Linked DNA regions of Homo sapiens: region 1 is linked to region 2. A link is an interaction called in ENCODE POLR2A ChIA-PET data of the cell type or tissue named here. Cell type or tissue: Panc1. All regions are shown on one strand. Each heading gives the region's core, and the rest is flanking DNA. Links, peaks and the distances in the headings are about the cores only. Region 1 overlaps SUPT3H (SPT3 homolog, SAGA and STAGA complex component). Region 2 overlaps RUNX2 (RUNX family transcription factor 2).

What was found. Peaks named below come from ENCODE experiments on the same cell type or tissue, not always from the same donor. Only the 100,000 strongest peaks of a DNase experiment are listed, where the experiment ranks them.
Region 1: POLR2A ChIA-PET joins it to region 2 with 5 read pairs; 3 of 35 experiments call an interaction of 5 or more read pairs at or near these places.

The regions. Positions count from the first base shown.
Region 1 is chr6:45,233,378-45,248,945 of GRCh38, reverse strand. All of the region lies in intron 2 of SUPT3H (SPT3 homolog, SAGA and STAGA complex component), which reads left to right. Among named protein-coding and RNA genes, the nearest start is that of MIR586, 43 kb to the right of the region's middle. In Panc1, for the core only: no CTCF peak of the experiment used is centred there; no DNase peak of the experiment used is centred there.
Region 2 is chr6:45,404,906-45,420,473 of GRCh38, reverse strand. The region is part of intron 2 of RUNX2 (RUNX family transcription factor 2); the gene reads right to left. Among named protein-coding and RNA genes, the nearest start is that of SUPT3H, 35 kb to the right of the region's middle. In Panc1, for the core only: no CTCF peak of the experiment used is centred there; no DNase peak of the experiment used is centred there; H3K27ac peaks cover 252 bases.

The DNA.
Region 1 (15,568 bases), core at 3,802-8,801, 170 kb after region 2:
GTAATGTATGAGAGTTCTTTTTTTTTTTTTTTGAGATGGAGTCTTGCTCTGTCACCAGGCTGGAGTGCAGTGGCGTGATTTCAGCTCACTGCAACCTCCGCCTCTTGGGTTCAAGTGATTCCCCTGCCTCAGCCTCCCAAGTAGCTGGGACTACAGGTGCGCTCCACCATGCCCAGCTAATCTTTTGTATTTTAGTAGAGACTGGGTTTCACCATGTTGACCAGGGTGGTCTCGATCTCCTGACCTCGTGATCTATCCACCTTGGCCTCCCAAAGTGCTGGGATTACAGGCAAGAGCCACGCCTGACCAATGTATGAGAGTTCTAATTCTTCCACATCCTCTTTGGCACTTCGCATTGCCAGTTTTTTCTCTTTTTTTGATTTAGCCATTCTAATAGGTGTGAAGATGTGTCATACTATGATTTTCTTTTGCATTTCCTAGTGACTAATGATGTTGATGGCTTATTTGCTATCTGTAAACCTTCCTTGGTGAAGTATCTGCTCAGCATTTTCCTTTTTTATTTACTGGATAATTTTTCTTATTTTTTTTATTTGGAGAGCTTTTTATACATTCTGGATACCAGTCCTTTAGAAGTCCTTTGTCTCATATGTAATTTGAAATATTTTCTCCCATGGAAATATGTAGCTTTTCATTTTTCCAACAGCATCTTTGGCAGAGCAAAAGCTTTTAATTTTTATGAAATTCAATTGGTCATTTTTTCTTTTATATATCATGGTTTTGGTATTATATCTAGGAACTCTGTACATAAACAAATGTCACAAAGATTTTCTTCAGTTTTTTCTCTAAGTGATTCGTAGTTTTTTTGTATAGGTTTTTTTCTGTTTTATATTTAAGTCTGTGATTCATTTTGAATTACATTTGTATAAGTTGTAAAGTATGGGTCAATATTCATTTTTTCTGCATATGGGTGTCCTGTTATTCTAGCACTATTTGTTGACAAGTAAGTCTGTCATTTCTCCAATGAATTACTTTGCATCCTTGTGAACAGTCAATTGACTATATTTCTTTGGGTTTATTTCTGCACCTTCTATTCTGTTCCACTGATTTTTGAGTCTAACATTTCTCCATTACCACACTGTCTTGATGACTGTAGCTTTGTAATAAGTCAGAAAATGTCTTAGAGTGAATTCTTTTTGTTCTTCTTTTTCAACATTTTTGGCTCTAGTTCTTGTTTTCTTACCTTTTTTGTATGAAAGTTAGAATTGGGTTTCTATGTCTACAAAAAAAAAAAAAATGGAAAAAGAATCCAGTAGAGTCTGGAGGCATCTAGATTTAAGCTTCCAAAGTTCTCCCTATTGAGAGTGGTAGGCACAAAGAACACACTTCTTCCAGCAGTGAATTGTAGTAATGCATGTGCATTGTTTCTATCTAGAAAGCCCCCTTAAGACTTAAGAGTTTTTTTATTAAGGGTTGGTCATGTAGGCACATGGTACCTGCATGACTAGCCATAACTAGTAAAATACTTGACTCCAAGAAAGAGAACAGGTCTTTATAATAAATCACAGTGTTTCTACAAAAGACCTAGATTAAGCTGGTATGTCAGGGTTTTGTGCCCAAAACAGGCAAAATAACCATGTTACATGGGAACACCCCAAAGGCCAAGTTTTTACATGCCAGCTGAAGGCCAGCTCTGCAGTCAGGCTCCCCAAAAGATAGCAGAAGGGCTGCTCAACTCTTTCCTGAAAAATATAGGGCTATTCCAGTTGTCTCTTTCTACTTCAGTGAATTTTGGTAGTTTGTATGTTTCAAGGAAATCATCAATTTCTTTTAATTCGTCAACGTTATTATCAGAGATTTGCTTATAGTATTCCTTTATTATCCTTTTAGCATCTGTGGGATCCATTGGGATAGCTCTTCTTGTACTTTGTGCTTGGACTGGCTGGAAAATTATCAATTTTAAAGTTTCTACTTTTATTGATTTTACTCTGTTTTCAATATCATTGATTTCTGTCTCAATTATATCTTTCCTTCTGCTTACTCTAGGATTACTTCTTATCTTTTTAGTTTCTTAAGAGGGAAGGTTTGGTTATTGACTTAAGACCTTCTTTTCTAATATGTGTAATTAATGCTGTAAGTTTTCCTCTTAGCACTGCATTAGGTGTATCTTACAAATTTTGATATGTTGTATTTACATTTTCATTTAGTTAAAAATATGTGTAAATCCCCTTAAGACATCTGCCTTGACCCGTGAATTGCTTAGATACGTGTTTTACAATTTCTGATTACTTGGGGGATTTCACAGGTACCTTCCTTTTGTTGATTTCTAGGTTATTTATGGTCAGAGAACATACTTTGTAAGAAGTAATAGCGTCTTATTTTCCTATTTTGAATCTGCATTACTTTCTATTTTTTACATGCTAGTAGGAGTTAAATATTGATTCTTAAGAGCAAATGCTTTTCATAATTTGGAGAAAACAAACCATGGGACTGATAATTTTAACTTAGTGCAAAGTTGCACTCTACTTCCTGTTACGATGATGGTTAAAAGTTCACCTGTGTTGATAAAAGACCTGAATGTAAGAGCTCAATCTGTAAAACTCTTAAAGGAAACATAGTGAAGAAGCTTCAAGACATTGAATTTGGCAGTGATTTCTTGGATATTATACTAAAAACACAGGTAACGAAAGAAAAATAAAAAATTAGACATCATTAAAATTTAAAAGTTTTGTGCATCAAAGGACGCTGTCAAGAGAGTGAAAAGGAAATCCACAGAATGGGAAAATATTTCTAAATCATATGTCTGATAAGGGGTTAATATCCAGAATACATAAAGAACTCCCAAAACTCAACAGAAAAACTCCCAAACAACCCAATTAAAAAATGGGCAAAAATGTTGAATAAACATTCTCCAAAGAAAATATACAGGTGGCCAATTAGAATATGAAAATATGCTCTATATTACCAGTCCTTAGACAAATGCAAATCAAAACCACAATGAGTTACCATTTCATACCCATTAGAAAGGCTATTTATTAAAAAAACAGTGTTGGCAAGGATATGGACAAATTAGAACACTTCTGCATGGCTGGTAGGAATTTAAAATTGTTGAACTGCTGTGAAAAATGGTATAGTGGTTCTTCAAAAATTAAACAGAATTACCACATGATCCAGCTATTGTATTTCTGGTTATATACCCAAAAGAATTGAAAGCAGAGTATCAAATGGATATTGGTACACCAGTGTTTGTAGCAGCATTATTCACAATATCCAAAAGGTGGAAACAACCAACATGTCCATCAGTGGATGAATGGATAAAAAAATGTGGTACCTACATGAAATGGAATATTATTTAGTTTTACAAAGGAATTAAATTTTGAACTTCTTGCGTCATGGATAATTTTAGAAAACATTAGGCTAAGTGAAATAAAGCAGACCTAAAAGGACAAATGTTATGCGATTCCACTTATATGAGGTACCTAGAATGGTCAAATTCATAGTGACAGAAAGTAGATTACCAGGCGCTAGAGGAGGGGGAATTTGGAGCTTTTGATTAATAGGTGTGGAGTTTCAGCTTGGTATGATAGAAAATTTCTGGTTATGGATAGTGGTGATGTTTGCTCAATAATGTGAATGTACTTAATGTCACTGAATTTTAACCTTAAGAATGGTTACAATAGTAAATTTTATGTTATGAATATTTTACCACACAAAGAAAAGTTCACTTGTATTTTAATTGTTTGGAACTCAGAATACACATTACCTTGGTAATGGTATTATTTAGGGACTTAAATTCCCAGATTAACCAAAATAGATATTCTTGAAAAAACATGTGAAATATCTGAAATACTACACATTTGCAATGAAAAACTTGTAGAAAATATTTATGATCTTACCAATCAAAGCATTACCAATCTTAAAAAATGATTTTTACAAAATCTTTTAATGCTCGAAGGTAAAGCTAGTTTTACTGTGGAAGAGTTTGTAAATAATGAAATGGGAATTTTAGGTGCATTCATAGATATTTAGTAACTGGTTGTATTTATTATGTCAAATTGCAGCTCAAATAATAAGATTTTTCATTTATTTAGTATAGATTTATAAGACATCTATATTATAAGCACATAGAAAACTTTATTCTCAAGAAATTTAACCCTCAGAATGAAAAGTGCTGAAATATTGGAATGGAGAAGGGAATGAACATGTGTATTTTAGAAGATAGGGAAGTAGGAATTAGGTTAATGTGAAAGAGAATGTTGGGTGTGGAAGAGATAGAAGTTTACTGAGGTGTAATAGCAACAGGTAATGAGTTAGAAAATTACATGCAATTAAACTCTAAACAGTGTTAAACAGGTAGAGATGATAGGCAAGAAAATTGGGTAAAATTAGTGTAGAAGGTATTAACCAGGAAGAATTTAGTATTGTGTGGACAGCACCAGTTTTCAGGAAAAGGTAGTGGGGTTGTTTGTTTAAAATGTTCACTTATACAAGAGTACTGTTTTGTGTAAGATTTAAATAATGAAGGAGAGCATAAGATTGGAAAATTTTCCTAAAGCTATTTGGGAAAAATAATGATTTAAAAATGAGATGAATAATGAAATTATTATTAAGGATATAAATAAGGTGTGGCTAATAGGTTTTATCTTTATATGCAGCTCCCCTTGGTTGCTTGAAATGTTTGAGAAGAACTGTGGGAGCGTATCTAGGCTTTAGTAGGAAAAAGATTTGTGATTGGTTGTAATGGCTCCTATAGGTGAATTACGGAGGCCGTGCCATCTCTGATCTAAATGGTAATCAGCCAAAAGCAAAACAGCCAGATGCCATGGCTCATGCCTGTAATCCCAGCACTTTGGGAGGCCAAGGATCACTTGAGCCCAGGAGTTTGAGACCAGCCTGGGCAACATAGTGAGACCCTGTCTCTACAAAAAATAGAAAAAAATTAGCCAGGTGTGGTGGCACATGCCTGTCTTCCCAGCTACCCAGGAGGGCAGATGTGGGAGGATGACTTGAGCCCAGATGTTGAGGCTGCAGTGAGCCATGATCACACCACTGCACTCCAGCCTGGGTGACAGAGTGAGACCTTGTCTCAAATAAAATTAAATGAACAAATAGTAAATTAAAAATATAAAACAGATCGGGTATATTGTAATCTGATACAGGGGAAATACAGGCAACAGTATTAGTGCAAAGAAGGAGAACTGCTCTTTGTAATTCAGAATGATATTTATTGGAAAATTTTTACTTAGTAGTTTAGTATCTTTAATACATATAGGGCTATTCAGATTTTCAAAGTTTTATACCATTTTTGGTAGTGTCTTTCAAGGAGTTTGTCCATCTCATCTCAGTTGTTGAATTTATTGGCATAAAGTAACTCAAAATATTACCCTATTATCATTTCAGTGTTTGTAGAATATATAGTTATGCCTCTTCTTTTACAATCTCTTGTATTAATGAGATTCATAATTTGTGTTCTTTTTCTCATTCTCAGTTAGTTTAACTAGTGATTTATTGATTTTATCAATCTTTTAAAAAGATCAGGTTTAGGTTTGAGTAATTTTTCTGTGTTTTTGGTCTGTTTTCTATTTGATTTTCATTCAAATTTTTATTATTTCTTTTCATTGGCTGACTTTGTTAAGCTGTGCAGTGAGTTTTTTCACTTTGTATATATTTTTTATGCTATAGAAGTTTTCTTAAGATTCTTTTTCATTGTTAGATTTTTTTGTCTGCTCATTTTAAATTCTTGAGCTTGTATATAATACATAGTAGCTTTTTTTTTTTTTTTTTTTTTTTGAGAAGGAGTCTCGCTCTGTTTCCCAGGCTGGAGTGCAGTGGCACGATCTATCTCAACTCATTGCAACCTCTGCCTCCCAGTCTCAAGCAATCCTCCCACCGCAGCCTCCCGACTAGCTGGGATTACAGGTGCACACCACCATGCCCAGCTAATTTTTGTATTTTTAGTAGAGACAGGGTTTCACCATGTTGGTTAGGCTGGTCCTAAATCCTGACCTCAAGTAATCCACACTCCTCGGCCTCCCAAAGTGTTGGGATTACAGGCGTGAGCCACCACGCCCAGCCTTATAATAGCTCTTTTAAAAGCTTTTCCTGCCAAGTTTTGTTATCTATGCCATTTCTGCATCTGTTTCTATTGACTTTTCTTCTGTTTATGGGCCTTATTTTCCTGCTTTTGTGCATGTCTAATAAATTATTTGGTGGTGAGTCATTGTGACTCATGTTTTTGACTTTCTAGATTTTGTTATCTTCCTTCAAGAATGGTGAATTTTGTTTTTCCAGGCAATTTAATTATAGATTAGTTATAGATACACTTGATCTTGTTGAGTTTTTAAAATTTTCTTAGAATTAGTATGGAATACTTTTTACTCTAGGGCCATTATAGTCTACTGCTTTCCAAGAGTCACTATTGAATGCCACTATTGTATTCAGTGATGTCTACACTCTGACTGGTGTGAACTTAAGTGTCTCCCAGCTTGATATGAGCTCTGAGAATGTTCATCTTCAAGCTCCCCTATGGTTGTGTCTTGTGTTGTGAATTTTGTCTTTATGCATTTTCAACTTAGTATTTAGCCAAAGCCTCAAGGGGACATCAGTGGAGACTTCTAAAGTTCTTTCTTGGTGAAATACTATCTCTTCGGTACACTTAGGCACTTCAGTTGCCTCTACCTCTCAAGTTGTTGTCTCTGTCTCTTGAACTTTGGCTTCTATGTTCTATCCCTGTCCTTATTCTGTTTAGAAAGTACCTACACACGAAAGGCTGGATAAGCATAGGGTGTTCTTTATTTTGCTTCTTTCAGTCATTGCTGTTATGCATGGTTTTTGTTTGTTGTGTGAGGCCAGTTATTTCATGTATTTTATCTAGTTTTCTGGTTGTTTACAGCAGAAGACCAAGTCAAGTAAATTTGCTCTGTAGTTTCCACAAGTGGAACTGTCTGGAATGTTATTTAGAATACTGTTGGAATAATGTAATTGATTGGTTTCTTATTAATCATGTTTTATTGGATAGAGTAAAACATAACCACTTTGTGTAGTCCTTCATGACTAGCAATTTGCTTTCTTGCCTTGTGTTCTTTCCTCAAAGGATCCTATGCTTTGTTTTATTCTTCTGGACAAATTTACTTTGCTTTTTCCTAATTATATTCCATTCTCTTTAAACTAGTAGTTTTTATTCTAGTTACCTTTCTTTTTCCCCCTTCCATTTCTGTTAACTCTCTTTCATTGGTCATGTACTTTCTTGGCCACAAACCTCTTTTCTCACTGATGACCTCTCACTCTTGCTGAGACCAGCTTGATCGTGGAGACCCTAACCCAGCAGCTCTAGAGGAATTAAAGACACACACACAAATATAGCGTGTGGAGTGGGAAATCAGGGGACTCACAGCCTTCAGAACTGAGAGCCCCGAACAGAGATTTACCCACATATTTATTGGCCTCAAGCCAGCGATAAACATTGTTTCTATAGATTATAGATTAAAAGTATTCCTTACGGGAAAAAAGGGATGGGCCGAAACAAAGGGATGGGCTCTGGCTAGTTTCCTGCAGCAGAAACATGTCCTTAAGGCACAGATTGCTCATGCCATTATTTGTGGTTTAAGAACGCCTTTAAGTGGTTTTCTGCCCTGGGTGGGCCAGGTATTCCTTGCCCTCATTCTGGTAAACCCACAACCTTCAGCATGGGCATCATGGCCATCATGAACATGTCACAGTGTTGCAGAGATTTTGTTTATGGCCAGTTTTGGGGCCAGCTTATGGCAAGATTTGGGGGGGGGCCTGTTCCCAACATGTCCCCCTTTTTTGTTTCACAAAGTGATAAAAACAAAGGCAGCTTTGTCACGGTGAGCTACTTCTCGCAGGAGTCGGGATCTGCATCTGCAGACTATACAAAGACAAATAACACAGATTAAAAGCACAATCATCATTGAAATCACCCAGCTTCCAAGTGTTTTTATCCTTTTTAATGGGTTACTAGCTGCTAATCTGTCTGCAGCTCCTTCAAGCACTCCAGTTCCTAGCATTAAGGTCAGGTGTGCCTGGGATGCTTTAAATATTTGTTCTTTTAATTTTGCAATATCCAAAGACAAGTTTGTAGAGTGTCCTTCTAGATGTTTTTTTATTCTTTCCATTAATAGTTTCCACAAATCCTTATGTTAAGCTCCTACAGCAGGCATATCATCTGAGGTTGAGGTGCCTCTATACCACCATGTTTCCAAATAATAGGAACTTGCCGTATTTTTTACTGTTTCTACCATCTGATTGTTTTGTTTGGACCAGCTGAACATAGTGTGGCCATGGCACGCAGACTGAGAGGTGTAATTCAAATTAAACATCCCCTTAGGGGACCAATCAATGATTCCATAGGAATCGCTGCGCAGCACCTCTGCCTGTTCTGTAATGCAATCTTCCCAAACAAGTAAGTTCATTATTTCTGGCCAGGTCCAATTCTGTTTACAGATAGGTTTTTGAGGGCGGTACGCCTAATTATAGGAGCAGATTTATTATGGTAAATACTGAGACCAGAAAGCATGTGTATATGTGTCATAGAGTGATTACATCCAGGCATTATTGCCAGCCAAGATTGATAAATATGCCCAATAAGAATAATTGTTCTCTGTGTCAGCCGTTGTTGAAGGAATACTCACGGCAGTAGTGACCACCGCTATCATAGCTATCATTAAATTACTCGTTGTGACAGGTTGTCCGCTTTCCTCAGGTTTTCTTCCACCATCTGTGACAGCTGGGGTCCTCCTCAGCATCAGTGTCAACATGGCTGCAACTGGGGGGTCCTCGCAATCCTGCTAGAATGTCTTCTTTGGCATCTGGCTCATGATAAGGTTTCAGGTGTCTTGATGGTATCCAAATTGGCTGCTGGTTTTGGCCTGGAGAAAGACAAGCATAACCTCTACCCCAAGTTATTATTTTACCTATTTCCCAACTTTTTGTTATCGGATCTCTCCACCAAACCAGTTGTTCTGCTTCTGTCTTTGCAGCTGGTTTCTGTAGATGCTCTTCAGCTGCTGATAGCATCTGGCCTTTAGGCAGGCTCAAAAAATTTGAAGTCAATAATGCTAGATTAAGTTGCATATGGGGTGTTCCATAGTCCCTGTTTCCCCCTTTGTGCTTTTGCAATTGTTGTTTTAGGGAGAGATTCATTCGTTCTACAATGGCTTGTCCTTGAGAATTATATGGGATGCCAGTAATGTGTTTAATATTCCGTATAGAGAAAAATGTAGCTAGAGCTTTGCTAGTATAGCCTGGGGCATCATCTGTTTTAATAGAAGCTGTAATGCCTATCACTGTAAAACACTGCAAAAGGTGATGTTTAACACAGGCAGAAGACTCTCCTGATTGGCATGTAGCCCAAAGTGAGAAAAGGTGTCCACACATACACGTACACAAGCTAGTCTCCCAAACGAGGGAACATGTGTGATGTCCATTTGCCAAAGAGAATTAGATTCCAGTCCTCGAGGATTAACTCCTCCTGTAAAAGATGAGGAATGCACCATTTGGCAAGTTGGGCATCACTGGATAATAGCTTTAGCTTCTTTCCAGGTAATGCTGTATCTGCGCTTGAGACCAGAGGCATTAACATGGGTTAAATTGTGAAAGTGTGTAGCATTAGATACTGCAGTAGCAACTAGGCAATCAGCCATTTGATTCCCTTCAGTTAAAGGTCCTGGAAGACATGTATGAGCTGTAATATGAGTAACGTAAAAAGGGTGCATTCTACTCCTAACTGCTGTTTGCAGTTGGGTAAATAAAGTCATCAGTTGTTCATCTGTATGAAATCATAACTGAGCACTTTCAATTAATTGTGTAGAATAAACCATATATGAAGAATCAGAAATCACATTAATAGGCATATTAAAAGCAGTCAATACCTCAATTACAGCTACAAGCTCCGCATTTTGAGCTGAAGTATAGGGCATCTGAAAAACTTTACCTTTCGATCCAGAATAAGAAGCTTTACTATTACTGGACCCATCTGTAAAAACATTCTCAGCACCTTCAATTGGTTTGAATTTAGTTATTTTAGGGAGAATCCAATTAGTTAATTTCAAAAATTGAAACAGTTCATTTTAGGAAAAAATGACTATGGAGAATACCCACAAAGTCAGCTAAATGGGTTTGCCAAGTAAGACTCTTTATAAAAGCTTGCTGTATTTGTGCCTTCGTGAGAGGGACAATAATTTTTCCAGGATCATATCCATGTAATTTAACAATCCAAGTTCTCCCATTTCCTATCATAGTAGCAATTTCATCCAAATAAGGAGTTATAGAGTCCATGAATTCACATGTGGAAGAAAAAGCCATTCTACTAAGTCCTGTTCTTGGACAATAACAAAATAACAACAGTAGGTGAATGCTGAGTCGGAAAAATTAGCAAATCTAGAGTCTTCTTGGGATCTATTCTATTTATTTGAGCTTTATGGACTTGCCTTTCAATCAGCTGTAACTCTGCCTCAGCCTCCTTTGTTAATTGCCAAGGGCTAGTGAGACTAGGATCTCCTCTAAGGGTAGAAAATAGATTACTCATGGCATGGGCAGGAATGCCTAGAGCAGGTCATATCCAATTAATGTCCCCTGGTAATTTTTGAAAGTCATTCAGTGTTTTAAATTGATCCCTACATATGGTTACTTTCTGTGGCACAATTGTACTGTCAGTTACTGAGGTCCCCAAGTAGGAGTAAGGAGTAGTCTGAATTTTGTCAGGAGCTATAATTAAACCAGTGCAAGAAATCGAATTTTGCAAGTGATCATAACATTGGAGTAGTATTTCTCGAGTTGGGGCAGCACAAAGTATATCATCCATATACTGAATAATGTAACACTAAAAATTTTTTTACGAGTAGGTTCAATTGCTTGCCCTACATAAGTCTGGCAAATTGTTGGACTGTTTAACATGCCTTGTCACAACACTTTCCAATGAAAATGCTTAGCAGGCTGCAGGTTGTTTACTGCAGGAATTGTAAGTGCAAAGTGTTCACAGTCTTGCTCAGCTAAAGGGATAGTAAAGAAACAGTCTTTTAAATCTATGACAATTAAAGACCAGTTTTTTGGAATCATAGCAGGAGAAGGCAATCCTGGCTGTAATGCTCCCATAGGTTGTATAACTGAATTAATGGCTCTTAAGTTAGTTAACATTCTCCATTTACCTGATTTTTTCTTAATTATGAAAACTGGAGAATTCTAAGGGGAAAATATTGAAGCTATGTGTCCTTTTTCTAATTGTTCAGGAACTAAGTCCTCTAAAGCCTCCATTTTCTCTTTACTTAGCAGCCATTGTTCTATCCAAATTGGCTTATCTGTTAACCATTTTAAAGGTATAGGTTCTGGAGGCTTAACAATGGCTGCCATCAAAAATGATAACCTAAACCTTGGCGGGAACTTTGTCTTTCCGCTTGAAGCAGTTCCTTCAAACCTTGCAAATTTTGTCCTAGTCCCATACCAGGGACATACCCCATTTCATGCAACATACTTTGACTTTGAGGGCTGTACAATTGCTCTGGAATTAGAACTTGTGTTCCCCATTGTTGTAATAAATCTCTTCCCCATAAATTTATAGGTACAGAAGTTATAATTGGTTGAATATTCCCAGGTTGTCCATCGGGTCCTTCACAATGCAAAATGTAACTACTTTGATATGCTTCAGGGGCTTTACCAACTCCAACTATGTTAAATTGAGTGGGTTGAATTGACTACGTGAACAGCCAATGCTGTAGAGAAATGATTGAAATGTCCACTCCTGTATCTACTGAACCTTTAAATTTCTTTCTCTGAATAGTTATTTCACGGGTAGGACATTGATCAGTAATTTGATTCACCCAATAAGCTGCTTTGCCTTGTTTATTTGTGTTTCCAAATCCTCCTATTCGTTTAGTTTCACTTTTTCCCATTTCCACATATGGCACAGTCAGGAGTTGTGCTATACGCTCTCCTGGCTCTACTTTCCAGAGAACAGAAGTAGATATAACAATCTGAATTTGCCCATTGTAGTCTGAATCAATGACTCCTGTTTGTACTTGCACTCCTTTTAAATTTAAACCAGACCTACCTAGAAGTAATCCTACCGTCCCCACTGGCAACATCTGACTGGAGACAGCAACATTCTTTAACAGTCCCATTACAAAAGGAGAACCTGGTCCATATTGATTAATCGCTTGCTTAAATTCTTTGAGTAATTTAAAAGGAAAAGGCTCAAATGTAGCTATAATATTTCCCTGTTGATCTCGGGGGGTGTATTCTAACAGGAAACTGCCAAGCCTCTAAATCACCCTCTCTTCTAGCTTGCTGGATTCCTGCCTGAATAGAACTGAGAGAGGTTGCTTGAGGCACTGCTTGAACAGTCACTGGGGCAACTACTTTTCACCCAAGGTCCTCCAGAAAAGAAAGATCTGGAGGGTTAGGCCACTCTTTTTCTTCAAAATAAGGAGGGGGTGCAGAAGGGTAGGGATGAACATCTGCCTCCTTTGCCACTTTAGCTTTACCTGGCAAACAAACCTGCTCTGTTACTTTGTTATACTCTCCTTCCTCCTCATCATCAGTGTGAAAAGGTTCCAAGATGGAACTAACCAGAGCCCACACTTGTCCCATTGTTACCCTGATGCTTCTGAGCTCCCCTTTTTACTCACCACGGGGATTGCTTAAGAGCACTCGGGTGTCCTCCAGCTTAGTTCCATGTTCTCCAACCATTGCCCCGGCGACCTTTCGACCTGGGTTTGAGCCCCAACGTTGGGTTCCACTTGCCGAGACCAGCTCAGTCGTGGAGACCCTAACCCAGCAGCGCTAGAGGAATTAAAGACATATGCACAAATATAGCGTGTGGAGTGGGAAATCGGGACTCACAGCCTTCAGAACTGAGAGCCCCGAACAGAAATTTACCCACATATTTATTGACAGCAAGCCAGTGATAAACATTGTTTCTATAGATTACAGATTAACTAAAAGTATTCCTTACGGGAAAAAAGGGATGGGCCAAAACAAAGGGATGGGCTCTGGCTAGTTTCCTGCAGCAGAAACATGTCCTTAAGGCACAGATCGCTCATGCCATTATTTGTGGTTTAGGAAAGCCTTTAAGTGGTTTTCTGCTCTGGTTGGGCCAGGTATTCCTTGCCTTCATTCCAGTAAACCCACAACCTTCAGCATGGGAGTCATGGCCATCATGAACATGTCACAGTGCTGCAGAGATTTTGTTTATGGCCGGTTTTGAGGTCAGCTTATGGCCAGATTTGGGGGTCTGTTCCCAGCACACTCCTAATCTGCCTTCTTCTTTAAGATTAACTTTATTTTCTCCAGTTCCTTAATTCTCTTGTCCAGTAGAAACCCAATTTTCCACCTTCTCACCATCCTAGTACGTGAGACCCTAAATTGATTTACTTAAAAATAAATGCGCGTGTGTGTTTGTAAAGTAAATCAATTTAGGGTCTTAGGTACTGGGTACAATTTAGGTCTCAGGTACACACACACACATGTATATATCCTGTAAATATAAAGTTATCAAATACATATATTACATTTTTCTGTTTCTAAGGAGCTCTTTCCCTAATAATATTTATATTAGAATCTACAAATTTAATGCCACTTGATCCTCCCAGATTTCAAAAGAGAATTAATGGTGACTTTTGTGTAAAAATGAAGACATATTTATGTACAGTACAGAATGGAGATTGTCCTTATCAGTAATTTAAACTTTTCAGTTATTAGAATTATTCATAAGTGTTTATAAGGTGGGGCTATTTTATTTAAAATGTGGCCTTATAATAATGTTTATACTGATGCAGAAAAATTCATTGGAAACATATATATCATTTCCCTTTAATTTGTAATTTCAAATGTTTTATCCATAGTTTTAGATAAAGCATTTGTCACTTGTATCATTGGCTTTCTTTCCAGTGTTAATTTTAATTTCTTTCCATTCTCTTTTTCTCATCTAATTTCTGTGTCATTTTTTTCCTAAATCCGAAAAAATTCTCATGAGAGGTATTTTCATGTTAGACAGGTTAAGGCAGAATTTTGTAAACTACTGGTTCATTCAGCTCTTAAATTTTATTAAGAAGCGTTTTGTATCTTGTTAAACTATTTCTAGGCATTTTAAGGACTTGGGAGTGTTAAAATTCATAAAAATCTGTTGTACCATGGAACAGTTTCTGATCAGCAGAGATCTCCAGAAAAGTTGCCACTTAAATGAAGAAAATTATCAGTTGGATATAAAAGTGGGTAACTTGATAGCTATAGTTTGTTTACATTTTCAAAGTTTTTAAGTGGAATAATTTTAAGTTGGCATGCTATAAGGGTTGTGACTAGGTAAGGAAAAAATAAGTTTTTAAAAATTGCAGCAGTTATTTGAAGATAAGCATTTGTTCAGCCCAATAATAATTTAGAACTTCAGGTCATGTGTGTATATATATATGTATTTCTTTTTTTTCTTTTCTTTTTTTTTTTTTTTTTGTGACAGCGTCTCGTTCTGTCTCCCAGGCAGGAGTGCAGTGGTGCAGTCTTGGCTCACTGCAACCTCTGCCTCCTGGGTTCAAGATATTTTGCTGCCTCAGCCTCCTGAGTAGCTGGGATTGCAGGCGCCCACCACCATGCCCAGCTGATTTTTGTAGTATTAGTAGAGACAGGGTTTCACCATGTTGGCCAGGCTGGTCTCAAACTCCTAACCTCAGACAATCTGCCCACCTCGGCCTCCCAAAGTGTATCTTTGGTTTTATTCAACAACATCAATGTATTTTACCAAAGGATTAAAGAATTTTATCCTTTGTAACTGATACTCACTCCAGACAATAATTGAATATAATGTTAGTATTTACTGAGCAATATATTTTATGAAAGTCAATTATACATAGGTAATATTTACATAGGAAAAGGGGATTTTATAGCTTTAAAAAGAAAGAGAGTACTTCTAATAACATTGAGCCAGTTTAGAATTTAGTACATATTCAAATACCTTGCAAGGACTAGGTGACTATTTTTTAGACAGTAAGAATTTGAGAATGTATCCATTTTAGTTGTTTTTAGTAATTTATTAGTGACAGCAAGGGTGTTTTTATTATCCCAATAAAGGACATCTATTTTTAAGGTAATTTATAGTTTTAGTCATACTGTTCTAAAAGAGTTAATAGAAAGGGAAAGATTTTCCTTTAGAGTAGCTGTAGGTGGCTTTATCATAGTGGTTAGGAATGTGGGTTTAGAGATCCCAGTTTAAATGGCTAAGGCATCAGACACACATCCTCTCCAGAAAGAAGAGCTAAAATTACAAATAGACAATCATACCTTGAATAGAATATATAGGAGAGAACACCAGAATCCAACAGAGAAGTCACAGGAAACATCTGCGGCACAGAAGAAGGAAGCCATTGGAGACTTGGCTGAGATTGGTTGGGAGCCCATAGGGGCTTGATATTGTGGTGAAAGAGTAAGTGAGAGAACCTCAGCAGTTAACATTGCCACTGCACAGTACTGTGGTTGGAACCAGAGAGAGCTTCTCTACCTTCACAAATTCTGACACTAGCATGAGTAGCCATTTAAAGACCTCACCAAGGCATTAGACTGGACAGGGTACTCACGCTGGCTCACTCACACACCTGAGACTTGAGTGACT
Region 2 (15,568 bases), core at 5,439-10,438:
GCAATTCACATACCCATTACTGGGTGTTTTTATTGCTCAGTGCAAACGCCTCCCTCACCCTCGTAGCGACCTGCCACGACCCTCCCTGTCTGGTTTTAGAGCTTTGCTCCCACTCGCTGAGCCCACGCCCGGGTCTGCGCCCTAGAAGGGGCCTGGAAGGGCTCTGAGAGCATGAGGGGCACGGAAGATGGGGGCCTGGTGCCAGTCGCGGACTCTGGAGCCCTTTCGAGTACAAGATGAGCTTGGGGGGCTGTGGTTGCGTGACTCGGGATCGCCCCGCTGAAGAGATGCGCGGGGGACTGAGGGTCTGCCAGACCGCGGGAGCAGAGGTGGGGGTGCGGGGTAGCCAGGTGTGCGCTCTCGAGGGGTAAGGATGGAGTTCAGGGGATACTACTCTGTCCTTCCTAATTGGGGCTTTATTTTTACCTGCCCTTCCTCCATGCACTGCTCCACGCCTCCCTCGTCGGTCTTTCCCTTTCCCACGTTTCTCTCCACGTTCCTGCCTCTTCCCCAAATCCCTCCACAGACACTAGCCCCAAGCCGCGCCCCTCCCGCCCCACAGCCGCCGCCTGCCACTGCCACCCTCGGTGACTCCGAGAAGCGATTCTGCGCCACCGGCTATGACACCTGGTCCCCAACCTACTCTTCGCGCCCGGCCTACTGGCCTCCCAGCCCGGGCGCCGCCAGGGTGCGAGAACCCATTTAGCCAGACCGGACCAACTGGAAGCGCAGCCAGGAGCTGAGCTGGCTCCTGCGCGTGCGATTTTTAATTATCTTTTCGGTCACAGGGGAGAGCTCTAACCCCGGGCACCGCCGCGTCCCCTGCGTGCACAGGTCTCTCGAGTCCCACAGGCGGCCGATCCGGGAAGGGAAGCCAGGCTTTCGCCTCAAAAAAGAGAGAGAGAGACTGCATCCATTGCTGTCCTACCTTACACGTCCACTCATGTGCACTCGGACACACACTCTTGCAAGTCCACACGCAGACACACATAAATACATACACACTCATAGAGTCATGGCTTTTTTTTCCTGCCTTTTTTTTTTCTTTTTAGGGGGCTAGTTTTACTTTGGGCATGTTGTGCCACTGTCTAACAGAGATCCCTGGCTCGTTTTTTGTTTTTAAATCTGTGGGGGCTGCAAAGGGGGGAAGCAGTTATGGGAATTGATTATTTCTATGGTAAAAGTGACACCAAAATTCCATAACTACCATGGTGGGTGATATGCCACCTTCTCTGGGATTGTCCTCCTCCCAGGAAGTCCATAGAACAGAGAATTCCTGGAACTTTGAAGACAATAAGAAACAATTAATATTTCAAATATGGACCACCAGAGGGGCTTTCCAAATAAAAAATTCTAGAATTGAATTTAAGAAGTTACCTTGGGGACTTTTCCTCCTTTTTTCTCCATCGCTGTTTTGTCCTTTGTTTTATTTGGTGGATAGCAAACTATGCAGTCCTCAGTGGTTGGGGATTTTAAGGGCAATTTAATCAATAGTGAGATTATTTATTTTAATTAATCATATCTAGTAACTCAGCTTTATGGCCTTTCTCAGTATCCTTCCTCCATTTCACATTTCAGTGGAACTAATATAAGCAGCTCTTGGAAGTTACTAGTCTTGGATCTCTTAAAATATCCTACAGTTATTTATAATGTGGAAATGAAATTTTCCACTGAATACCCTAACAACGTTTCAGGTATCTGGCACAGTGGGTTTTCAGTCTCCTTTCAAAAACATCCTTTTGCTGAACATTCACACTTTCGACTGGAACTGACTGAGCCTGGAGCTGATGATGTCTTGGCTCTGAGCATTATGCTTAAAGAAAGAAAACATTTTTACAGACCCCTAAACCAAACCTCTCCTGTTAATCGTAGGCACATAGGAAAACCATGAGGTTTTACATATGTGTATTTTGTGCTATAGTTTGCTTGATGTCATCTTTGGGTTTAGATTTTCTACGTCAAAATGTTTGAAACAAATCACCCACCCTATTTCTCTTCAGAAATATTCATCTTTTCAGTTGTATGTGATGGCACTAAAAAGTATACACTTTTTTTCTGAAAATGTGGCAACTCTGGAAGATACAAACATAATCCCACCCACCACTCCCTACCATGTCCTTTAACATTTAACATAACTGTTTAGTAACAACACCTGACAATTCTGACTTTCTAGACAAAGAAAATGAGATGTGAAGCAGTCAGGTTATTTATCCAGTCAAAGAACTGACTGGGAACAGAACCCATAGGCCTTTTATCCTGGTTTCCTTTTCTAACCCCCATACATTATTTTATATATACTTATGATGAAAAGTAGAATAAGTCCCTGTAAAATCTTAAAATATTTTTCAATGGACCAGCTATTAAAGTGGGAAAACCAATGGAAAATTATGGGCACATTGATGATCCCTAAAGCTTTGAATGTCTCATATGGGAAAACTTTATAAACAGAACGATCTTTGGAGAATTTTCGTTTGGACTCTGATTGACAGAAGGTTACTCAGCCCTTGAAGAAGCAGCATTGCCACTAGACCAGGAGTCGTCATACTATGGCCCATGGGACAAATTTGGCCTAATGCCTGTTTTTGTACAATTCTCAAAGATGTTTTTTGCATTTTTAAATAGTTGAAAAATTAAAAGAATAATATTCATAGTACATGAAAATGATATGCAATGCAAATTTCAGTGTCTACAAATAAAGCTTTATTGGAATATACCTATGGTCAGTCATTTGTGTATTATCTATAGCTGCCTTCACCTAAAGCAGAAGAATTGGGTAGTTGTGACACTGTACGAGTCACAAGGCCTAAAATATCTACTGACTTTTTACAGAAAAGTTTGCCAACCCTTGCCCTAAAGTGAAAGGGATGCAAGACCATGGAGGAGTGAGATAGCAGAAAAGAGTAGATATTTTATAAAGATACTGGAATGGGTGTGCATGTGGTTCAGATTAGTTCTCTAAAAGTGAACAACGTAACATTTAACTTATTCTTTTCTGCATAAATTGTTAATTAGATTAATATTTTTCACTTAATAATTTTGGAGGTGCCAAAACAGAAAGAAAAGAATGAGGAGCGAGTACATTTTCACAGGCTCCTTAAGAACAATTTTCTTACACATCTCCATATGTCAGCATTTTCCATTGTCCTTAAAATATAGTGGGAACACATTAACTGCATAGATGAAGAAGAGTGAAGAAACTCTCATGTAGTCTGAACATAAAAAATAGGTAAGGTTTTAGTAGGTTTATTCCAACTGTGTTGCACATGATTACACAAGAAACTCAATGAGCTTACCAATAATTTTCTAGTATACAATATATTCGTAAGACCTATATACAGTTTTCAGACAGTTAGCTTAGTAACTTAAGTGATCCCAAAGCTTTTTGACATATTTTTTCCATTTTAACTTTTTATACCGTTAAATACTGTCTGATTTGTTTTAAGCTCAGTAAATTTTTCCCATTGTCAATGGACCTATAATAATTTGCATGGCTGTAACAAGAGATGAAATGTTTGTAGTGGAGGACTTAGCATCATAAACCTTTCCTTGTTGTTTTAGTTAGCATTCCCAAGGGCCATATTCAGGCACTTACAAGAGAGTACAGTGTTGTCATAAAAAGGCTGACACTTGCCATATGACCTTTCAGAACCACATTCATGGAGCATCTGTGTAATTACTCTTCAGGCATGGTACTGACTAAAGAGGTATATATTTTGTTTGACTAAAATACCAACTTACTAAACGACACCCTAGTTACCTTAAGAAACCAATGTAATTTCTAAAAAGAGCCTAATTCATTACCCAGGAGTCAGAGAAAACTAATTTTCTCAAATCAGCCTTCTGGTATTTTGGTGTTGGCAATTGTCCTATGGCAGTAGCAGTGATCTTTGAGCAGCAGTGGAATGTTATATATAAAAGTTTACAGAGGTCTGTGATGAAACTTCTAAGAACACCCTAAAATTAAAGATTTCCTGTAGTAATTCAGCCATTCTTTACCCAGCTGCTCACATATTGCCTTTAAGTCACCAAGGAAGGTGCTATCCTATTCTAATCTCACTGCCCAAGGTTCCAAAGTTTCACTTTAGGCATTAGGGCAGTGACTTCAATTATTTGTCCCCTCCCTACACCCTGCCATCAAAGTGAAAAATGTAAATCATAATACTCTCAGTTCATCTAGTAAAGTACTAAAAATATCAACATTTGCACAGTGTGAGAAATTTGAATTACAAACTAGCAAAGTAAGAAAAAATAGAACAGAAAAAAATAGAATAGTAAGAGTTCAACTTGGTTCTATTAGCTGCAATCCTAGGGGATGCCAGTTATTATAAGTCACCATTCTAAGTTTTTTGCTATTCTGGATTTCATACTCAGAAACCGTTCTCTCAGTGTTTTTCCCCATGCTTTTCTAAACTAGACTTTTCTCAGAGAAAACAATTTCTTCTTCCCATCTAGTCATAATCAATTTCTAAAAGCAATGACTCATCTTTTCTGACATTAGATGATTCTCCTGAATTATCTTCGTTATTGGCAGGATCTTTTCCTGACTCATATTCCTATTAGTGACAATATTTCTTCCAGATCATTTTTCTTCCCTAGGTGTGCCAGTTATCAGTTTATTGTCTTGCAGCTCCAAATTCACCTTTTTTTACCTGCTCTGTGAAAATGAATCCGGATCCATTAAATATTTCTCTTTATCAGTTGGCAATCATGTTTTGTCGGTGGGGACGTTAGAAAGACATTGCAGGAGGAAAGGGTTTTGCTTCCTGGTTAACTTGTGCTCACACAGCAGTTTCTGCAGTGCAGGACATATAGATTTCCCAGCTCCTGGCTCCTGAAGTGCATACATACCCACATCTTCTCCAAAGCCCAGCTGCTGCAATAAAGCTAGCTTTTCCAGTGCCAGGCTCCTGAAGCACCGGTAGCCAGAAGTTTCCCCCAGCACCCTCCCCTCCTGGGCTGTTTGTAGCAGTGTGGCTCTGGTGAGGCAACTCCGTGTGAACAGCCTTCCCCAGCACCCTAGAGAGCAGATCTGCAGCAAGCTCTACTAGCACAACTTCTCTGCCACCCAGGGAGCCAAGGCTGTGCAGGGTCTGGATTCAGCCTTGGTTGAGAAGAGGGGAGGACTCTTACTTTGTTGCTGTATTTCAGCCCTGAGGGTAGTGGATGCTGTTATTCCTGTATTCTTTAGAGTTATTTTTAGTTCTTCCTAGCCAATTCCTTGTTTCTCCAATCCTCTGTTATAGTCAATAATTCTTCACATTAAACTTTTCTTATTCAAATTACTATATGGTTTCTCTGTCCTCATTGGACTTAGACTGATATGCTAAGGTTTCCATTTTCTGATCCCCAAGACATGCCTATTCATAGTGGTTTCCATTTTGGATCACTCCACTGGGGTAATTATAAGATGAGGATTTCCAACACCATATCACATCTATTAAATGATTTATCTCTTCCTAATTATAAGCCTATAATTAGAGGACATATATTTTAAAGAGAAGAAGATGTAGACAGAGAGTATAGATATGGCTATTTTAAAGCACAGGCTAAAATTGGTCAGTGTTTCTTCCCACAGTCGTCCTGACATCTTCCATGAAATCCCATGATCTTATGTCCATACTGAAACTAAAATACACATAAACAAAATCCTGGGCAAAAATTCCAGAGCTGCCTTATCACTAGATCTGATAAAAAAAAAAAAAAAAAAAAAAAAAAAAAAGCCAGGATCTGGGAAGGTGGAGAGATACCTTACAGAATCAGAAAAGCAAAATGCTACTACCACCAAGGAAAGAAAGGGAGCAGGGCTAGACGATTGCTGCCTTATTGCAGTTGAAGTCAGAGACTGGGTAGTGCTGTGACTCTATGATAAAATAAAATTGGGAAAACGCTGTATTAAACAAGATAAACAGACTTCATATTGTCAATTTTATCCCAGATTTTAATATGCTACATGCATTTTGAATCTCCACTAGACGGACTTACAAGTTTGTAAATACAGCATTTACAAACTTATTTAATTATTGCTTCTAAAGGAATTTAAAGGTCTTTGAAGTATTTTTAGAAAATACTGAGCTAAATCAAAGTGGGAAAAAAATGTGTTGGAACATTAAAGGGACCGTTCTGTCTAGAAGGGAATATTGTAATATAGTGGAGAAGTGAAGTTGGCTTGGCTACAAGCAGCCAAGCCAAAGAGGGCCTTGGTACCATGATTCCCACTTTTGTGCACATTTACAAGAGGGAGAATATTCATGTTGCTTCTAGAAGCCACAATCTTGGTCTTTTCCTCGCTATTACAGCCCATTACCTTCCTTCATCTAAAAAGGAGAGTTGAATGAAAGTTTCTCTGGGCATGACTCTTCACTCCTCTTGAGTCCTCATTAAGATGAAGCAGAAGAGTTATGCAGGTGTGGGAGTGGATCCCCTCATTATTTAATACTTTGATATTTTGTTTATCATGTATTTATTGGTATTCAATTTCATTTTTCAGAATATTCCATTAAAATCATATCTTGAATACTAGGGTTTGTTTGGAACTCCCTTAAGTTTTGCCCCTAAGGCTAGCTAGGGCCTCCATCATTTCATCTCATCCTGGCCCAGCCCTAGGTCTGTGGGTATTGAGAACTTACCGAGTGATTTCAGGCTTCCTTGCTTCATTACGAGCATCTTTATTTTTTTAATATGTTATTAAATATAAGTACAAATTGCAATCACTGCATATTCTTCCACAAAAGAATGTATCTTTTAGGCCAAGCTCTGGTGGCTCATGCCTGTAATCCCAGTACTTTGGGAGGCCAAGGCTGGCGGATCACAAGGTCAGAAGTTCAAGACCAGCCTGACCAACATGATGAAAACCCATCTCTACTAAAAATACAAAAATTAGCCAGGTGTGGTAGCGTGTACCTGTAATCCCAGCTACTCAGGAGGCTGAGGCAGGAGAATCACTTGAACCCAGGAGGCAAATGTTGCAGTGAGCCAAGATCACTCCACTGCACTCCAGCCTGGGCAACAGGCTGTCTCAAAAAAAAAAAAAAAAAAAAAAAAAAAGAATGTATCTTTTAACTTTCTGTATCTACTTGAAGTATTGATAGCAGATATAACAGAATTTTGACCTTCACTATGTAAGGGTGATTGTGTGTGTGTGTCCTGTGCTTACCTGGTTATCACTCTTTAACAACAAAAATATGGATTATCTGCTTATTACTATGTAATTTTAAAGAAGTAGACATTCCTGTTTTGTTGTTTCCGTCTGTTTTAGAATTGTCTTTGATTTTATTTAAATACATTGCAAACACATTACACTTGGGGCTTATTTTCTTTCATTCCCATAAGTGTATCTTTGATGTTAAATTAATTAGATTCTCCTTTAGTAAATAAAATAGATTCCATTATCAAATCTTTACAAGAGTTTAAAAGAGGCAGTTCCCGCCAGGCCTAGTGGCTCACGCCTGTAATCCCAGCACTTTGGGAGGCCAAGGTGGGCTGATCACTTGAGGCCAGGAGTTTGAAACCAGCCTGGCCAACATGGTGAAACCCCGCCTCTACCTAAAATAAAATACAAAAATCAGCCGAGTGTGGTGGCACACACCTGTAGTCCCAGCTACTCAGGGAGGCTGAGGCAGGAGAATCACTTGAATCTTGGAGGCGGAGGTTGCAGTAAGCCGAGATTGTGCCACTGCACTACAGCCTGGATGACAGAGCGAGACTCCGTCTCAGAAATAAGTAAATAAATAACAATAAAAGGGGCAGTTCCCACCAGTGCCACTATGAAGGTAAACTTTTACCAGAGTAAAAAAAAAAAAGTAGGAAAAAAACTGTTTTTTTAAAAAAAGGTTATTTGGCCAGTATTCTTTCCTTTGTCAATGCAGTTATTTTTCTCTGAATTCACATCTTTGCCCAGAGAATATATTTATTTCTGTTTCCTAAGTGAAACCTCTTTCTACAGTTTTTGATGACTAGGTTTGAGTCTTAACCATGATATACTGATTCTCTGGCTTTTTGAAGTAGGGATTTTTCACATGCCTCAAAATCAAAACCCTTAGTTTACTTCTCATACGTACAAAAGAATCTTAGCAAGTCTTCTTTTTTTTGGGGGGTTTTGTTTTTTATTTTTTATTTTTTGAGACAGGGTCTCTCTCTGTCACCCAGGCTGGAGTGTACCGGTGTGATCATAGCTCACTGTAGCCTCAAACTGTCAGTCTCAGGTAATCCTCCTACCTCAGCCTCCCGAGTAGCTGGAACTACAGGCATGAGCTACCATGCCCGGCTAATTTTTTTTTTTTTTTTTTTGTATTTTTTATAGATACTGGGCATGTAGCCCAGGCTAGTCTCAAATTCCTGGCCTCAAGCGATTTTCTGGCCTTGGCCTCTCAAAGTGCTGGGATTTCAGGTGTGAGCCATTGTGCCCAGCCTCAGCAAGTTTTAATTCGGATTTTTACCTCAACATTTAGACCAGATTTATATGTACATAGATAATCAACAAGTCTAAAATGCTATTGAGTGACATTATTCTTATTATTTTCAAGTAAGATATCCTACAGTAAAGCACACTGAATGAGATGTTCCAGATCTTAAGCTTAATGCTTACTATTCTCCAGGATTACTGGAAATGTGGGTTGCATCTAGTAGTTTCATTGAATATAGTTTTTTTATTTATTCTGTTTTTAACTTGCTTCACTGGTGTTTACCCTTACTGAAGGAAATTATTATAGTGTGCCCATAACTACAAACATGAAAACTGGTTGAAGTGTTATAACTTATTATAATATATAGTCCTTCATAATTAAATTATGGCTTCTCTGATGCTGATGGTATTGGTTCATACAAAAATAAATATCTTTTTTTCAAAGGCTTCTCTGATAAAATTTACACTGCAACAAATAAAAAATAAGAGAATTACCAGAAGTATGATGCATAAGAAGCATAACTCATCTTACATTAGCCTTGAAAATTGAAAGCTTTTCCATTTTCAACTTTGTTTTGCTAGCATTTACAAACTCAACCATAAAAATTCCCTCTAGGCAGAGATATGGCAAAAATATTCCAGTTCAAAGTCAAACTTTCTATAGAATGTTTCTTATTGTCAGTGTTAAAATTACAAAATTGAAAAAAAAATTGTTGGCAAGTTGCTTTGCACTTGTCACTGAATAAAAGGGGGGAGACTCACATCTAAACACGTTAAAGTCCAAACAATCCGTCAGTCATTTTTATTAGACATATATGAAAAGAAAAATAAATTAGTTTGAATTCATTTACTTCACCCTTAAAATTGTTCTATTATGTGAAAAACCTTTGCGGTCTTGAAAATTTTAATATGAGTTACTCAATTTTCTGAACTTCTCAATTGTAGAGTGTGCAATTTGGAGCCATTGAAAGAAAAAAACTTTCAGAAGGTTTATATTGGAGTGGAGACTTGGTCTCTTCCCTTTGAACTCCCTTCCAGGAACAGAGCAACAGGACCACATGTAAACTACACTTCTTCTCTGCACATCCTAAAAGATTGGGTAGACTGAAAAGTGGGAAGTGCACTGGGAAGCCTTTTTAACTAACTCACTATAAACCCTTAACCAAGGGCTCTAGACTAACATGTCCAGTGGTTTCATAGAAATTTCCATCTAAACATTCCATAAACCCTTCAAGGTCAGCATGTCCAATATGCCAAACTAATTGTTTCAGGTGAAAAGAAAGACAAGGGGCAACATGTAGGTTCCCAAGGCTCGGTGCACAGTCCTTATTTTTTTTCCGTCTTGGTTAACAGTACAACTGTACACAGAACTGTGTGCTCCTTAACCGTAGGAACTATGTCCTATCCACAGAAAATCTGGAACCACACGATTGAAGAAGTCTGGAAACACCATCCCTACCATATTCCATGTATATACCACGTGAATAGTGTCCCCTGGAGCCATGTTAACATGTTATCCCTAGATAGCCCCCACAGTCAGCATAAGTTCTGGCATGTAGCATGTGATCAATATATATTAGTTGATGAATGAATGAATGAATATATCCCCTTAGGTAGAAACTTAGGTATCATGATAGACTAATCTTTTCCCATTATTTTCTACTTCTAGTTTATCACCTGATTCTATTAATGCTACTTCTTGAATATTATTCATATCTATTTTCTTTCCATATCCATTGTCACTGCTTTAGGTTCAGGCTTTTATCATCTTGAACTTCAACTACAATGGACTCCTAACGTGTCTCCCTGCCTCCATTCATGCCCATCTCAATCCCAGTCTATCCTCCACATTGCCATCGGCATTCTCTTTTTAGAATACAATTTCGTTCATTTTGTTGCATTGCCTAAAACTCTTTAAGTGGTTCCATATCATCTATCATACAAAACCCCTTCATGTCCTGGCCTTCCCAAGTTATCACTACAGAACTATGAGTATAGAGTTTAAAAAGTAAAACCCAAATTTGAAAACAAATATATCTTGTGAAAAACCTCAACCTACACATTTCCTGATATCTCTTGCCCCAAACTCAGACTCATTTTTCTCTTTCCTTCATCAGTGCTACAGAAATTTGCATTTACCTCCATTATTGCACTCATCACCTGAATAATCTGTTGACATATATGCATTCCATATAGAGTGTAAGTTCCTTGAGAACAGGGATTAGTCTTAGTCATCTTTTATCCTCAGCATTTAGCATAATGCCAAGAGTGAAATAAGTGTCAATCAATGCTTGTTAAAATGAATCACTGAATAAATAAACCTATTAAATTATCTTTAGACCTGAATTTTCTATCCTTTTAAAATAGGAAATTTTCATATTATTAAGTGTTATTATTCTTTCTGAAATTATCAAATATTGATTAGGCTGTGGCTCAATGGGAACTTTCTTACATCTTGTTGGGAATATAAATTGGGGAAAAAACCTCGAAATAATAGTTTGGCATTAAGGTTGAAACTGCATATGCTGTATGACTTAGCAATTCCGTACCTAAGTATCTACCCTAGATATACATAGAAAATTATAATACGTTGTATGTCATACTGGAATAAAGAAATGAGAAGCTTGTGTTTGGAGGCAAAAGAGTACAGCTCCAGCCACCTTAGCCCATGTGGGTATCCTAAGGGCTCAGGAGATCAATATCTTGCACTTGTCCTGAATGGAAGGTTTTATAGTGAGTTAGTTAAAAAGGCTTCCCAGTGTACTTCCCATCTTTCAGTCTACCCACTCTTTTAGGATGTGCAGAGAAGATATATAGTTTACATGTGATCCTGTTGCTCTGTTCCTGGAAGGGAGTTCAAAAGGAAGAGACAAGTCTCCATTCCAATATTGGTGGTGTTCTTCCAACCAGGTGCAATGAATATTTGCTGTTTTATTTAAGAATATTCAGTATGCTATGAAAAATGAGAAAAATAAGGAAAATGAATGAAACTAAATATAAAAGCTAGTGGCTTGTGAGATATGTTAGACATAAAAGAAGTTGAGCATATGTGTGCTTAATTTCAGTTGGGAGGAATAGTAGGACCAAGAGCACCAAATATTCATACAGTAAACATATATCAGGCACTCAATATTCATAAGGTCTTAAACTGACTTCTCATTTACAAAACCCATTCTAGCCCATGTGTCCTTTACCCAGTAAGCTCCATAGCTGTTCATCAGTGTAATTGGCAAGCTACAGCTGTGGCCAGGTCTAAACTAAAGCCAGTGTGTTCACTTGAGGCACCATCCTTCTGCCAAGTCCTGTTGCTCAAACCTTGACTCTGTCTTGTAACCACACCATCAGGGGAAGGTTGATACACAGGAGGAAGAGACAAGATGTATGAACTCAAATACTGCAGTCCTTCCATTCTGCTTGACCCTAGCCTAGGTGTAGGTTAACCTACACCATTCCTCTCCCCTTGCTTATCCTTCTGTTTTCAATTAATTCACTAAATTACATGACACAGGCATCTTATTTTAGTCTGAAAGACATTTGATTCAGTGACTTTTAGGATAGCTTGCTTTAGTGTTCTTAGGGGCTGCATTGCATCAAGGTAGTTTTCCACAAGATGTACAGGTACTCCTGCAAGACCTGAAAATTTTCCACAGACACAGGTTTAAGAGAATCAATTCCCAAATCCTCAAAGTCATATATACTCCTTCCTAAAAGTGATATGCCTAGGAACTTGCCCATAGTTCCCATTTTCTCCCTTCATATTTCCCTTTTCCTACTTTGCAAAAGTAGGCCACCTTCCCTTACTGTTATGCATTGCCTTTGGGCATAAAAAAATCTCCTGGCCTCCATGCCACTACACTCCAGCCTGGGCGACAGAGCGAGACTCTGTCTCAAAAAAAAATAAAAAATAAAAATAAAAATCTCCTGGCCTCCACACAGAGCCTCCATTAATCAAGGCACCAAAAGCACCACTTCTTTCAAATCCTTAAGAGATGTATTTCCAAAAAAACAGTTAACTTTCATGTTTAATAATTGTTTATAAAAAGTATAATGTAGTTATGTTCTTTCATCAATTCTATACCATGGTAATAATAATATTATAATAACTCAAACCAGAAGAATTATTTTAACAGTTATAAACTCATGGACTTAGGATGCTTAACTACTTACTTGCAATTTCAATTTATGTACTTATTTTTCTGCTGAAAAAATAGTGAAGCATGACTAATTGAGACTCTAAAGCAAAAAAAAAATACACCATTAAAATATTATTTTGGGCTGGACACAGTGGCTCATGCCTATAATCCCAGTATTTTGGGAGGCCATGGCAGGAGAATCGCTTGAGGCCAGGAGTTCAAGACCAGCCTGGGCAACATAGCGAGACCTCTGTCTCTACAAAAAGTCAAAAAAAAAAATTAGCTGGGCTTGGTTGGCATGTTCCTGTAGTCCCAGCTAGTGGGGAGGCTGAGATAGGAGAATTTCTTGAGGCCAGGACTTAAGAGGTTGCAGCGAGCTATGACCACACTACTGCACTCCAGCCTGGTGGACAGAGGGGGACCCTATCTCAAAAACAACAATAAAAATGATTTTGTGGAAGAAGAATAAGAGTGGGATAAAAATAAACAATGTAAAATTTCTGACTGAGGAGGATCTTGTTCATGTATTTTTTTAATGGATGAAGGTGTCTCACATCACTGTGGTATTTCCCCTGCATTACATATATCTGAGGCTGCTAGTAGTGGCTCATCTCTGCATCCCAGCAGTTTGGGAGACCGAGGCAGGTGGATCACCTGAGCTCAGGAGTTCGAGACCAGCCTGGTGGTACATGCCTGTGGTGCCAGCTACTTGGGAAGCTGAGGTGGGAGGATCGCTTGAGCCCGGGAGGCGGAGGTTGCAGTGAGCAGAGATTGCACTACTGCACTCCAGAGTGAGACCCCATCTCAAAAAATATTAATAGTAAATAAAACTTGAGGGAATTATAACCCCCAAATTCAAGATTGTGTTTACCTCTGAATTGGTTCAGAGATCAGATCAGGGTTTTACAGGTAAGGATAATGTTTTATTTTATAAGTGGGGTGGTAGCTACACAAGTATTCATTGTATTGCTATTTTTTATACCCAACAATATTATATTTTGATACTACTCAGTATTTAATAAAGCAATTTTTAAAAGCTCTATGGTTCTGAATATCAAAGTCTATGACATTAAAGCACATATATTTCCTAGTACTGGGTTGGGCTGGAGATTGGTTTGGAAAATTCATGTCATTATTTTTAGTATTTTCGGGGATTGGGAACAAATACATCCTTTCCCACAAAATAATATAAAAATTGGTCAAATTCTTATCTGGCCCTGGAAAGCCTATTTAACATGCAATAAAACTAAATGTAATGCTAACCCCAGCACTTTGGGGGGCCAAGGCGGGCGGATCACTTGAGGCCAGGAATTTGAGACCAACCTGGCCAACATGGCAAAACCCCATCTCTACCAAAAAATACAAAAATTAGCCAGGCGTGCCTGTAGTCCCAGCTACTTGGGAGGCTGAGGCACAAGAATCGCTTGAACCTGGGAGGCAGAGGTTGCAGTGAGCCAAGATTGTACCATTGCACCCCAGCCTGGGTGACAGAGTGAGAGACTCTTCCAAAAACAACTATAAAAAGAATATTAAATATAATGCTAAGAGTCTTATTCTTCCATTGATTCTACAAAAAATGGGCCCAACCTTTACCTGAGAAGTCAGGATACCAGAACACACCACTTACTACTTTAGTTCCAGCCTCCCCATGATAATTTCTACTGTAGTCGTCCAGACAGAGGGATTCCTATGCTATGGTTAAGTTCCCTTATCATAGGGGTAGGTGAAGAGGAGTCTGTTGAGACAACAGAGGGTGTTTACTGGGGAGTCGTGGAAAATAATGCTGCATAGATTATGATCATATCATAGACTTCCTCAAAATGTTTACAGAGCAGTCGAGAATTTGTGAAATAGGTAGAGAGATTGTTTAATAAAAATTAAGCTAACAGTTGTTGAATATATATTATGTACCAACGAATTTTCTAAGTGGTTTACATATATAAACTCTTATTCTCCTGACAACAACTGTATGAAATAGGTAATATAATATCCCTATTTTCAGATGAAGAAAGTGAGAGGCACAGGGTGGTATCTCATCAAATGTCACACAAGTAGTAAATCGTAATGCTAGATGTGAACCCATTCTACCGATCTATAGCACTTGCCAATTTCTATGGTCTAAATATTCCCATCATAGTTGATTTTTTTTTTTGAGACGGATTTTCACTTCTGTTGGCCAGGCTGGAGTGCAGTGGCACAGTCTCAGCTCACTGCAACCTCTGCCTCCTGGGTTCAAGTGATTCTCCTGCCTTAGCCTCCCAAGTAGCTGAGATTACAGGCGCCCACCACCGCCCGGCTAATTTTTGTATTTTCAGTAGAGACGGGGTTTCACCATATTGGCCAGGCTGGTCTTGAACTCCTGACCTCAGGTGATCCCCCTGCCTCGGCCTCCCAAAGTGCTGGGATTACAGGCATAAGCCACTGCGCCCAGCCTACCATAGTTGATTTTTAAGCTACCAGCATGATGTCACCAAACAATGGGTTGGAAGGAGATGTGCACAACTGGCTTTAGTAGCTGATATGAGCTAGCTGTAGTGCACTACTGAACAAAGATTTATCAAATTATGATTGTATACAAGAAGCACTCTGTCAAGGCACAAAATTGTTTAGCTCCAACTCTTGCCCTTATGGTAGTGATGGTCTAAATGAAGAGATGATATTTGCTGCCGGAAGTATTAAATAATACATATGTATGTAACTTTATAAGAGGAATAATAGTTCACACTTAATTGCCAGATAAATGTTGTAGATATTGGCTTACAGGTGGAAAAATTGCAGTGTCCTCTATGGGCAAATAAGATTTTATGGAGAATTAACAAGTTATTAAATCATTGCAGAATTTGCATGGATGAAAAGGAAAACATTCTAAATACTGGTAAGAACATGAACAAAAAGGGTTATTTACATGAGTTAATGCTTTCATCAAAGCAGACTGTGAAGAGAAACTGTAGAACTCCTCTCAATGAAAAATTTTCCAGCAACCGGGATAAGTTTCAACAATGATCTGCCAAAAGGCAAGAGGGTTAATCAGATG